Linked DNA regions of Mus musculus: all the other regions are linked to region 3. A link is a loop called in an ENCODE intact Hi-C map of the cell type or tissue named here. Cell type or tissue: left cerebral cortex. All regions are shown on one strand. Region 1 overlaps Ubr4 (ubiquitin protein ligase E3 component n-recognin 4). Region 2 overlaps Ubr4 (ubiquitin protein ligase E3 component n-recognin 4). Region 3 overlaps Iffo2 (intermediate filament family orphan 2).

What was found. A loop is a pair of places that touch in the nucleus more often than their neighbours do. Peaks named below come from ENCODE experiments on the same cell type or tissue, not always from the same donor. Only the 100,000 strongest peaks of a DNase experiment are listed, where the experiment ranks them.
Region 1: it touches region 3 in a loop (3-fold over the local background); 19 of 42 quality-filtered maps call a loop at or near these places.
Region 2: it touches region 3 in a loop (2.5-fold over the local background); 7 of 42 quality-filtered maps call a loop at or near these places.

What each region holds. Positions count from the first base shown.
Region 1 is chr4:139,468,851-139,472,850 of GRCm38, forward strand. It overlaps Ubr4 (ubiquitin protein ligase E3 component n-recognin 4), which reads left to right. Exons shown (of 106, transcript NM_001160319.1): 90 at 1-20; 91 at 826-913; 92 at 1,349-1,476; 93 at 2,455-2,562; 94 at 2,882-3,001; 95 at 3,622-3,812. Among named protein-coding and RNA genes, the nearest start is that of n-TVaac1, 40 kb to the left of the region's middle. In left cerebral cortex, a CTCF peak has its summit at 1,549 (motif pointing right); a DNase peak (open chromatin) is centred at 1,552.
Region 2 is chr4:139,488,408-139,492,407 of GRCm38, forward strand. It overlaps Ubr4 (ubiquitin protein ligase E3 component n-recognin 4), which reads left to right. Exons shown (of 106, transcript NM_001160319.1): 106 at 760-1,126. The coding sequence ends at 824. Among named protein-coding and RNA genes, the nearest start is that of n-TVaac1, 60 kb to the left of the region's middle. In left cerebral cortex, no CTCF peak of the experiment used is centred here; DNase peaks (open chromatin) are centred at 1,795 and 2,448; H3K27ac peaks cover 728 bases.
Region 3 is chr4:139,609,444-139,613,443 of GRCm38, forward strand. All of the region lies in intron 5 of Iffo2 (intermediate filament family orphan 2), which reads left to right. Among named protein-coding and RNA genes, the nearest start is that of Aldh4a1, 11 kb to the right of the region's middle. In left cerebral cortex, no CTCF peak of the experiment used is centred here; DNase peaks (open chromatin) are centred at 1,579 and 2,387.

The DNA.
Region 1 (4,000 bases), 140 kb before region 3:
TGTGGTGTGCGACCAATGAGGTATGTGCTTGCTTTCTCTGCAGGAGCTGTGGGTGGGTGGGCTGCCTTTCTGTCCTCAAGACTGGCCAAGTGGAGCTGCTGTTAATCACCATGGCCTTGTGTGGCTGCTGTGGCTTTCCTTCCTGTCTGGAGAGGTCCATCATTTTGTCAGCTCGGTCAGACAGCTTCAGGGAGGCATGCGTGACATTGTGCCTCTGCTTTTCTCTGAACTGAGGCTGGACCTCTGCAGGCCGCAGCTTTGATGCCTGGCATAGGCAGCCTCTCCCAGCAGCTCCCTCCTGTCCCGTGCAGGCTGTGTGTGTTAAGCTGCTGGTTAATTCCTCCTTATCTCTGTGATGAAGAGAGAGCCTGCTGTCTGTGGGCAGAGACGTGCTCTGCGTGCCTGAAATGTGTACTACATTCTTTGGTTCAGATACAGTTGTTTGTCCTGTGTCCTTTGGATTATGATCCTCTGTGGGCTGAGAGAACTCTTCCTGAGATCAGCACAGTCTTAGAATTGAGCCTTTACTTCTAGCCTAGGAAGTAGCTGTTGGAGCGCTTGCTTACCCAGTGCTCCAATGGAATCCAGTAGGATTGTGTGTCTGCTGCAGCGCTTCTCACGGGGCCTGGCCTGCAGCAGGCACTGAACCGAGTGAGTCTCTTCCACATGTGAATTACAGCCTTTGCGTCTCAGAGACTTCCAGTCCCTGTCTTGTTAGAGAGATGGAGGCTCACATCACCAAGGCACTGAGCAGGTCCCAGGGTGAAGGCTTACAGTGGTTTCTAGGCCTGTTCATGTCTACCTTTCCAACTTTTCTCTGCTTAGGGAGAGCCCATGAGGATTGTTTATCGAATGCGGGGGCTCCTGGGCGATGCCACCGAGGAGTTTATCGAGTCCCTGGACTCCACCACAGGTATGGCCCTCTCCATATATGATGCTGCATATTGGACTCAGGCCAGAGCAAGCATGTCCCAGAGTACAGTAGCCTGTGCTCTGCATCACAGTTGTCGGGGAGGAAGACAGGCATCTGTGGGCCGATTCCCTATTGGGATGAAACCGTTCAGGCTGTCGGAAAGATGCAGTTAGCAGGCTTGTGTTCAGACTTCTCTCCACCTTGGCTCTCAGTGGTATTTGCTAGGGCTTTGCTGTAATGGCAGAAAACTGTAGTTGACTTAAGCCTTGAGCAAGGCCCCTAAGGGAGTGAGTACAGGTCGGTTATAGTAATGACCTTAGTTCTAGCCCGGGGAAAGGGCTGTATGCCCTCAGCCCAGGAGAGGGCTGTGTGTTCTGATCTAAGCACTTACTCCCATTTTGAACTTGTGCTCCTCTGGTCTCCCTTTTCTCCCAGATGAAGAAGAAGATGAAGAGGAAGTGTACAGAATGGCCGGTGTGATGGCCCAGTGTGGGGGTCTGCAGTGCATGTTGAACAGACTGGCAGGAGTCAAAGATTTTAAGCAGGGACGCCACCTTCTAACAGTGAGTTGTGGGCAGTATGACAGGACCAGGCTCTCTCCGAGAAGCTGAGGTCATTAAGCCACTTGACACTAGAGGGCAGTGTGGTACAGCAGGGACTAGTGCTGGCTTTCACCACACCTTGGACAGCTAAGCCTCCCACTGCTCTCTTCCTGGCCGGCTCCCTTAGATCTGGGCTGTGGCGGTCTTCTCCGGTACCTCTTCAGGTCTCAGGAACCATGACTGTTTCTCCCCTGTAACTGCTCTTGTGCCAGTCATTGTTGGTTTACGATTGCCTTTATTCTTGTAACGTAACTCATTTCTCCGTCATTGGCTGCTGTTTAGAGGGTCATCTGTCTCACTAGTCAGGGCATTCCAAAGTCACCACAGAGACTTCACTAATGTCTACCTTGTGAGCTTTACAAGGACAAACACTCTCGTGTTATTCAGATGGCCTACCTGGTTTTAGGCCTCCATAGGCTGTGTGTGCCAGGGTTTTCTGTCTGCTGCTAGTTCAGAGATTAGATTGGTGCTGGGTTTCCCTGGGATAATGGAACACCACCTGATTTATTAAGAATCACTCGGGAGAATGTTGCCACTTAAGATGGTGACCTGGAATGAGAGCCCAGGATCACCTCTCCTTGCTCTTCAGGAGGAGTGCCTGCTAATTGAGAAGTCACTTAGAGCAGTGGTTCTCAGCCCATGGGTCAAGACCCTTCGGGAGTCACATACCAGCTTTCCTGCATCTCAGAGATTTACATTACAGTTCATAACAGTAGCAAAATTACAGCTATGAAGTAGCAACAAAAATGTTATTTTTGGTGTCCCCATGCCATGCTGTATTAGGGGGTTGGGGTCCCCGTGCCATGAGGAGCTGTCTTAGAGGGTTGCAGCACTAGGAAGGTTGATCAGCACTGGCCCAGACCCTTTTCTGTGGCTGTGGCTTGTATGCCGTCTGCTCCCGGATGCTCTCGTGGACCTCTGGGCTGGCTTCTCTTGCAGGTGCTGCTGAAGCTCTTCAGTTACTGTGTGAAGGTCAAAGTCAACCGGCAGCAGCTGGTCAAGCTGGAGACGAACACTCTGAATGTCATGCTGGGGACTCTGAACCTGGTAAGCAGTGTGGGCTGCAGACGATGGACAGGGAGCTTTGGCGCCAATGAGAGATTGCAGTACCAAGCCTGCTCCTTCAGCTCACTTTCCAGATGACCCAAACTCGTGCTCTGCAGAGCTTCCTGCCCCTGTGCTGGGTGTAGACTCAAGACCAGGAGCAGGAATTCTGTAGAACAGAATCAACACTGCAGAAAAATTGTGCGTCTCAGGGCACACACACTTACATGCATGGGTGCACATGCAGCCCCTGGCTTAAGACCATGGAAGGCAGTGGAGCTCACTCACAAGTGACCGACTGTGCCCTGGCTCCCCCCTTCAGGCTCTGGTAGCCGAGCAAGAGAGCAAGGACAGCGGAGGAGCAGCTGTGGCTGAGCAGGTGCTAAGCATCATGGAGATCATTCTAGATGAATCCAACGCAGAGCCCCTGAGTGAGGACAAGGTGAGTGGGGCCTAGTCCTTCTGCCCACAAACACTGGGAACCTGCAGTGGGCTTATCTGGAGCTAGCTGATTTCAGCCCAGAATGGCTAAGCCCTCTCTTGTTAGAAATGGCCAGTTTCTACTTAGGGCTATATCATTGCGCTGAGCCTGAAACTTTTGCATTTAGAGAAACGAAGCTGCCAAGGATACTCTGTCAGGTTGAAGGCACTCACTGATGGAAGCCGGGCATGACCTGGCTGAACAGGCAGTGTTGTAGCTCAACCCTCTACCCTACAGTTGGCCTGACTTGTGAGTGGTGCAGTCAGGCCTCGGGGTTGAAATCAGTCTCCCCTATGTGCATCTGGATCTTCCTGCCTCTCGGGGTTGGTGATTTGGCCAGGCCTATGGTCCCAGGAGTCTATAGCCGTCTCTGTTCTCCTGGGGGAGCAGGGCATTGTATTGGTGTAGTTTGGCTACCTGAGAACCATCACAGTAGCTCCGATACTCATCAGGGGGACCCAGGCTGCTTATTGTCCCCAGCAAGCGCTAAGGAACAGTTCTGTCTGGTGGGGGTGGCAACTTTGGGGGGGTCAGTTCTTGGCTACAGCCACCATCTTTATTCCCACCCTTTTCCATTGCAGGGCAACCTCCTCCTCACAGGTGACAAGGATCAACTGGTGATGCTCTTGGACCAGATCAACAGCACCTTCGTTCGATCCAACCCTAGCGTGCTACAGGGCTTGCTGCGTATCATCCCATACCTGTCCTTCGGAGAGGTGGAGAAGATGCAGATCCTGGTGGAGCGGTTCAAGCCATACTGCAGCTTCGAGAAGTAGGAGCCTGAAGTTTGATACAATGAGCCTCTTGGGAGAGCCCACAGAGTCCCAAGCTAGACTTGTGAGGCTGAACAGGGCTGCCTGGGGTTTTGTTGAGTGTCTGTGTCCATGATCTGGCAGATGGGAGCTTTGTTTAGCTGGAGAGGCAGTCACCAAACCCTAGTGTAATGAAGCAGTGGTAGGA
Region 2 (4,000 bases), 120 kb before region 3:
CAGAGGCCTCTGTCCTGCTCTGACCTTCAGCCCATAAGACCATCAGCATTTGCCTTTCTTTGACCAGTTTAAAATGACAAAGGCTGAGGATGAGGCTCTGAGTTCTGATCCCCAGAAAAGCCAGGTGCAGGTGTAACTCTAGCGCTGGGAAACTGCCTCTAGTAGGATCCCAGGCTGAGCTTGCTGGCCAACCAGTCTAGCCAGCCGGTGAGCTTTAGGTTCAGTGAGAGAACCAATCTTAGAAAAGAAGGCGAGGGCCATGGAGAAAGACCATGTTCACACACACGCACATCACCACTCTGGGGTAGGGGAGTGTGGCTCAGCTGGAAGAGTGCTTGCTTGCTTGGGATGCATGGAACACTGAGTTCTGTCCCTCCAGCACCATATATACCAGGCATAGTAGCACAGAAGTTCAAAGGAGGTTGTCAGCTACATAGTGAGTTTGAGGCCAGTCTGGGATCAGGAACAAGACAAGAAAGAAAAACTTGGGAGTTGCAGTATTTTATAGCCCCTTGAGTGACCCCTGGACAGGTGGAAATCCTCCACTCCAGGGAATTTAAAATGGTATCTGCCACACTGTCCTAGCAGCACCCACTTCTCAAGCAGAGTATTAGTCACACAGTGGTCACCTCCCCTCCATTGCTGGAATCCCATCAGAGCATGCTGGCACAGTATATCCTATTCGTGAACCAGGCTTCTGTGACTCGGTGGGGCTGGGGGCCCTGTGCTACTCCCACTCACACTGTCTTTGCTTTCCAGGTCTTCTATCAGAAATCACCGATCCAGAGAGCTTCCTAAAGGACCTGTTGAACTCAGTCCCCTGACCATCCCCATGGAAATGAGATTGAAGCTAGCTTGCATTCTCCCCTCATTCATCTCTCCGTGTGCACTCATTTCCCCCACGGATGCTGCATTAGCACCCCCTCCTCCCTCAGTTTTCTCGGAGTGGTTTGGGGTCTGTAGGCTTCCTGTTCTATCACGTGTGTGTGTGTGCTGCGCAGGCTATGAAGTTGTCTGTAGCTCAAGCCATTGAAGGACCTATACGTACCTAGGAGCTGTGAGCTGTCCCGGCCAGCTTGAGTGTGTACATCTTGAAATAAATGAATGACTTAGTACACATTGGAAAGGGGTCTAGCTGCTGCTTGCCCAGTGCTTTCCAGTGAACTCACAGCCTTGCAGTGACACACCAGGAAGACTGCTGGAGTTGAATTGTGTTCTCTGGGGTCTGATGGTTTTTTTGTCCCTAGCCAAAAGAGGGCTCAGCAGAGCAGGCCCTGGTCAGCATCTACTTCAAAGGCCTTGAAAGCATTTGACAGTCTCCTGCTGGCTGCCAGGCAGAGAGGAGAGACTTCAGGGAAGGGTGAGAATAGTGAGAATAGCTGTGTCCACTGCTAGGGCTCTTCTGCCCACCGCCCTAGGAAGAGCCTGTGCATTGTTCTGCACCCCAAGTCGCCTGCTGAGACCTCAGTTGACAGGTGAGGCGCCTCTGAACTTAGTATCTGGACCTCTGAGACCTGCCCCCACCTCCTGGCTCCTGAGAGCCTTTCTCAGACTTCAGCAAAAGGCTGACCCAGTCACAGCCTGTCGGGAGGAAGAGCTGGCTAACTCCCATCAACCAAAGGCTTTGGTGACATCAGCCCCTCTGAATGTCTGGTTCACAAGGTTGCTCCCTGGACCAGACCATCTGGGCCTGTGATGCCTCTGGTCTCCTTTGGATGACTTCCACAACCAAGGCACCATGTTGCTTCCCCAGAGCCTTTGCAGCCAAAAGGCAAGAGTATTGTGCTTAGCTCTAACAGAGAGACAAAGGCAGTTTGTTTGGGTGCTGTCCCAAAGCCCTGGCAGGCCAGAGCACAAGCAACTGGGGGTTGAGTTAGCCCTGGAACTGCCAGGCAGGCTTCCCTTCCTGATGCAGCCTGGGGCCAGCCTGCCCTGGAGGAAAGACATAGCATCTCCTTGGAAGAGGGCTGCTTTCCCAGCTGCTTAGATTCTGCAGCTTTTTCTCATATAACTTGGGTTCAGCAAGTAAGGTGGGGACCTTGGCATTGTTCTTTTGGATCCCCCTACACATACTTGTCTGTCCTGCTGGACTCCAGAGAGGTAGTTTAGACATTGAGGGAGGGTCAGCCACTGTCCTGTCACTTAGTAAACTGGAGCAACTTCATGTGGGGCCGGGGCTGCCAGTGCAAGGGGACCACTGTAGGCCAAGGCATGTTTATGATCATCCATTACTAATGCGGCCCCATCAGAAGGCTGACCAAAGCCCCCAGAGCACGAGTCTCTCCGGACAAGAACCTGCTAGAGCCGAGCTTTTGGTTTTGAGTGAGCTTACAAAGTAGCAATAGCAGATAAAACATCATCAAACCAGGCACTCACAGTGTCCCACGGAGACAAAACACAACTCAGGGCTGGCTCCTGGCCATTCAGCTGCAGCTGCCTGGGGAAGCAACACCCAGTCAGCCGAGACGCCAGGCAGCACAGAGCGCTCTCACAGCTGACTATCTGGCTCTTCCTCTTCCTGGGCATTTTTAACATGGGCTCAGCAGTGATGACCTCTGTCGGAAGTAGTTTCCCTTCTTGAAGTTCTCAAAAGACTTTTAACACCCTCTGCTGCTTGCTGTGTGCCGTCTGGAGCCAGCCTGCCCCAGGACAGGGCCTTCTGCAGGACAGCTGACAGACATGCTTGTGTGTCTACAGTGGAGCCACCACCCTCTGCTCTGTTCAACTTGAGTAGCACTCCATCCCTTACCAATAAGAGTACACAAGACAAGTCCTCCAAGGATCTTGGGCCGAGCCCACGTTTGTCTTGATTCCCTTGTCAAGCCCAAGAGCACTTGCCAGTGCTTCTGCACCGTCCCAGAAAAGCTGCTAACACTGTAGCCCTGCAGGTCCGTGCTGCATCCTAGGGCTGGGCCTTGGCTGTGTCTGAATGGTAATGGAAAACAGGCTGGGCAGTGGACGTCGCCCCATACCTGCAACCCCTAGGCAGGAGCACTGGAGGACGTCAGACGAGCCAAGCTCTCCTTTCTGGAGCCACTCTGCTCAGCCACAGGACCCAAGGGATTGAGGCCAGCTGTTAGGCCTAGTGAGGTCTGAAGTCAGTCCACAGAAAGGCCATTCCTTTTAAACACTACTCAAGCCACTGGTACCGTCATCCTCATGTCCTTCCTGGCCTCCAGCTCTCCAAGTATAGGACCCAATTTGGGAGGAGGAGGAGGCTGTGTGTCCACATCCCACTAGGGTCAGGGGCTGGGCCAGACTCTGCCTTCATTCTGTCTGACATCAGCATTGAGATGGATGGTGGTGGTGATGCCTCTCAGAGGGAGACAGCCCCCTTATCACGCACAGCCTTGGAGGGCCCCCACTACTGTTCAGCTACTGGACCTTTCCCATCTCAAATGGCCCCTCCCACTGCCTGATCGCAGGGTCCCAGGACACTAATTCTTTAAAGTTGGAGGCATCCCATAGGAGCCTCCCTGGAGACATATCAGGGAAGGGAAGAGCGAAGACCCAGTTTTGTTTGGTGTCTGAACCCTCCCCTCCCCCGTGAGACAGTGAGGGTACAGGTGGGTCTGGGTCACCTGAGACCTTGAGGCTGGTAGTGTTTCCCAAGGGTAATGGTTTCCTCCATGGGGCCCTGTAGGGTAGGGCTCCTGCCCTATTTATGTGAGGATCTCTTCCACCTCATTGTGATATTTTGACAGGCACTGTCACTGCAGCAACACAGGCTGTAAAGGAGATATGAACAGCCAAAGTAGGGGCCTTAGGAACCAGGTCAGCCACAATCTCAGAATGGACAAAAGTACCACTCATGTGCATGTGTGCATGCTCGGCCAGCAGAGCTCGGTCACCTTAGCAGTTGCTCTCTTTCCTTTCATTCTGCTGGCCTGTTTCCTGTCTCAGGTGGGGTACCTCCCTTCCCTGACCAGTGTTTGGCTGCCACTCATCCTCTGGCCTCCCCAACAAGCCCAGAGAGCCAGGATTAGGAGCCAGGCATGTG
Region 3 (4,000 bases):
GTGTCACCTTAATGGGCTGTTTTCAGCCATGCATCACACACACCCATCTTCCAGTCTCTCTTGGTGGGCTGGTGAGCTGACCCACGCATGGCTCATGGGAAGAGTCTTCATAGTCACCAAGTGTCCTCCATGAAATGACACTTGGCTAACTCCAGACCTTCACCAAGCACACAGGGTCATTGTTAACCTTTTGAAGGCTCTGGGGAGGCTCAGCAGTGTCTGACAGAGTTAGGATTCAGACCACAACCTGTCACTCACTAGTATTCCCTCGCCAGGAGGTTCTGGCTAATCGGCAGAGTCTGGCCTGAGTGTATAGGTAATGGCCAGATACAGCTGGTTCCACCCCTTGGGAGGTGTGTGTGTGTGTGTGTGTGTGTGTGTGTGTGTGTGCATGGTCTGTGTGTACTGTCTCTGTGGGTGTCTCTATGGGTGTGTGTGTGTGCTATCTGTGTGTGTGCGTCTTATCTGTGTGTCTGTGTATGTGTGCTGTCTGTGTATATGTGTATATGCGCATGCTTCTGTATGTGTGTGTTGTCTCTGTGTGTGTGTGTGTCTCTGTGTGTGCATGCTGTCTGTGTGCAGGCTCAGTGATGTCACATTGGTAGCTTAGACTTTGTCATTGTAAGAAATTGACACATGCCACCCTTTAGGACACCTTACCAAAAACAAACCATAGAGAGAACTGGTGTACCAAAACCTATTGAGTATGTCACCCTGGTAGCACTGTGGCCTTGGCCTAGTTGGTGCTTTGTTCTGAACCCAGATCCATTTTTAACTTGAATACAAATGGCACCCCTAGGTAGGATAGGGTGAGGACCCTGGGTGAGTTAAGGGCAGGGCTGGTAGCCCCACACTCTCAGGCACTTGGACTCTGAGAGTTCTGCCCGGTCACCATTGGCAGCATCTGACAGGCCACCAGCTCCTTGAGCTCCATACAAGGGAAGCACTTCAGGGGCACAGAGTAGGGCGAGCCAGACCTACATACGTGGTTTAGTGCTTTGTCCCCTTAGCCACCCTCCTGCTTGGGAGAGATGTCCATCTTCCATCTGCGCCCCACTGTTGCTGTCTGCTGTTTCTTTGGCTTTAGTCACATGCTCAGGATGAGCAGGGTGGAGTTGGGAGCTCTCCCCTCAAGACAGACCTGAGACAAGGCTGGACATGCCTTGTCCCTTGGTTCATCTTTCAGCTTGAGTATCCCTCCAGATCTTATGTTCTCACTTCTGCTGACAAGAGGACATGCCTCCACCCCCCCCACCTCTTTTGTTTTTGTTTTTGTTTTTGAGAGAGGGGTTCGTGTAGCCCAGGCTAGCCTCAAACTTGCTATGTAGTCTAGAATGGCCTTGAACTCTGATCTTCCTGTCTCTACCCCTTGAGTACTGGGACCCAAGCCTGGTTTATGTAGTACTGGGGAATCAAACCCAGCCCCCCCTCCCCCCCAGGCAAGCACTCTGTATCCCTAGGCTTTTGAAAAGAAATGTGGCTTGGGTCCAGCTTTTTCCAGTGTTGCTCTGGGAACTCCTGAGCCTGAATCATTCTTTGATGTGCAGACACCCCCAAATCTCCTTCGTTTTGTTGAATAAAAGGGCTCCTCAGAAGAAATCAATTATCTATTTTCATGGAGTCCCCAGGGGATGGTTAATCTGGTCAGAAAGGAGGTGCAGAGCAGAGGTATCCATCCAGAGAGCTGAGTTGGGGGCGCCTCTGGCGAGGGCTCCCTCTTGGGTGTGCAAAAAGCATTTAGTTATGAGCAGTAGAGAAGTGACCCCCTCATGTGGTGGGCACCCGAGCGTTGACAGGGTTCGGTGTCTAATTAGATTTGTCTGGCTTTAAAGTTGCCTAAGTTAAAAAAAAAAATTCTTTGCTCATCCCTACCACTGTTCTGTTCCTCTAGCTGGTGTTAGCAGCTGATTCAGTGGTTTCTTTTTTTCAGATCCCACCTGGTATTTCCATGAGCCCATGCATGGCCCAGCCTGGTGGTTACCCCCACCCCACCCCACCCTACCCCCTTCCACCCCCCCCTCTCCCCCCTCCCCCCCCCCAGCCAGTTTTAGTGAAGCCTTAGAATGACACACCCGTGTCAGAACTCTGTGTTGTTTTGATCCAAATCAGTAGCTTGGGCTTCAGACTAAGGCTGAGAGGAGAATTTTCGACATCCTTCCAAAGTCCCCGGGTGAGGGTGGGGGCTCTTTCCGTTTCTGCTCTCATCCGTCTTCCTGTCTGTTCTGGCTAGCCATCCCTCAGCGGGGCTTTCCTTCAGATCTCAGACGCTGGAAAGGAAGTGCCGTCAGTAGTGGACCATGGGATGTGCTGATGGATGGACCCCAGAGGCTCAGAATCGCCTCCTTTTCCAATAAACCCCTCCAAGCTTATTTCCTGACTCACAGGCGCCACCTAGGGGCTGCTACAAGAATTGCTATTGGGCAAGGGAACAAGCCTGGCCTACCTCAAGGGGGCGCTCTAGGAAGCCTTTTTATTTTATTTTATTATTATTTTTTTTAAATCAGAAATCCTTCCGTGTCATTGTCTTTTGGCCCCCAACTCATACCTTTGTTGAGTGAGGTAGAGCAGAGCTCTAAAAGAGCCAGGAAAGAATGGAGAATGGGGAGGCATAAACAAAGGGAGACTCCCCAGAGGGAAGTCTACAGTCCTGTGCCACTGAGCCTCAGAGCACAAGGGCTGCAGAGATAGCTCAGCGGTTAAGAGTACTGGCTGTTCTTCCAAAAGACCTGGGTTCAATTCCCAGCACACACACACATGGCAAATCACAGCTGTCTATAACTCTAATTACAGGATATCTGATGCCCTCACATACAGGATACAAGCAGGCAGAACACTAATGTGCCTAAAATAAAAATAAATCAATCAGGAAGGAAGGAAGGAAGAAAACAAACAAACTCTCAGAGCCTGGCATGGTGGCGCAAGCCTGAAATCCCAGGATTCTTTTGTGATTTTGTTGTTGTTTTTGTTTGGTTGTTTTGAGACATGATTCCTCTATAGTCCTGGCTGCCCTGGAACTCTCAGGAGATCCACCTGTCTCTGCCTCCTGAGTGCTGGGATTAAAGGCCTGCACTACCACATTGAGCAGATGCAATAGTCTTTAAGGGGCCCCCAGTTGTAGTAATCTGTGCATCTTGGAAACCAGTCCTGGGCAAAACCACATATAACTAGTCTTGTTCCTCCTACTCTAGCCAGAAAGCCTCTAAAGTTACTTGGATTTTTAATTTAAATCCAGTGTTAGCATAGATCCAGTCAGAAGGACACCCAGTCTTCCCCGAGTCTCAGTTTGCTGACCTGTGAAATGAAGCTAACAAACAAGCTACCCTCCAGGTTTGAGGCTGGTCTTAGTTGGCTTCAAAAGCTGTAGGGAGCCAGCAGGTCTGGGTCGCAGTCCTTCTTCTGCTTCACAGCAGTGGTGGCTTTGGGCAAGTGTGTTTCCTCCTGAGCTGTGCTCTCCTCATCTGTCAGGAGTGTGCCTGCATTTACCCTACTCAACATGGGGCAGGACAACCATTCTTCTTTTGACCAGAATCATGTCTAAAGGATACATGTGTGCATGCATACTCGATTTGTACACACACACACACAGACACAGAGAGAGAGAGAGATTGATTTTGAGGTTGTTAAAAAGTTATTTATTTATTTTACGGATGTGAGTACACTGTCTTTGTCTTCAGACACACCAGAAGAGGGCATCAGATCCCATTACAGATGGTTGTGAGCCATCACATGATTGCTGGGAATTGAACTCAGGACCTCTGGAAGAGCAGTCAGTGCCCTTAAGCTGAGACATCTCTCCAGTCCCTTTGAGGGGATTTTATTGATGTGAATGAGTGCTTTGCCGGCATATGTGTCTATGCCCTGTATGCATGGAGTGCCTGTGGAGTCCTGGGGAGGATGCTGGGGCCCTGGAACCAGTGTTAGCAGTTTTAAGCTGCCATGTGAGTGCTGGGAACGGATCTCCAGTCCTCTACAAGAGCAGTGAGTGCTCTTCACAGTCTAG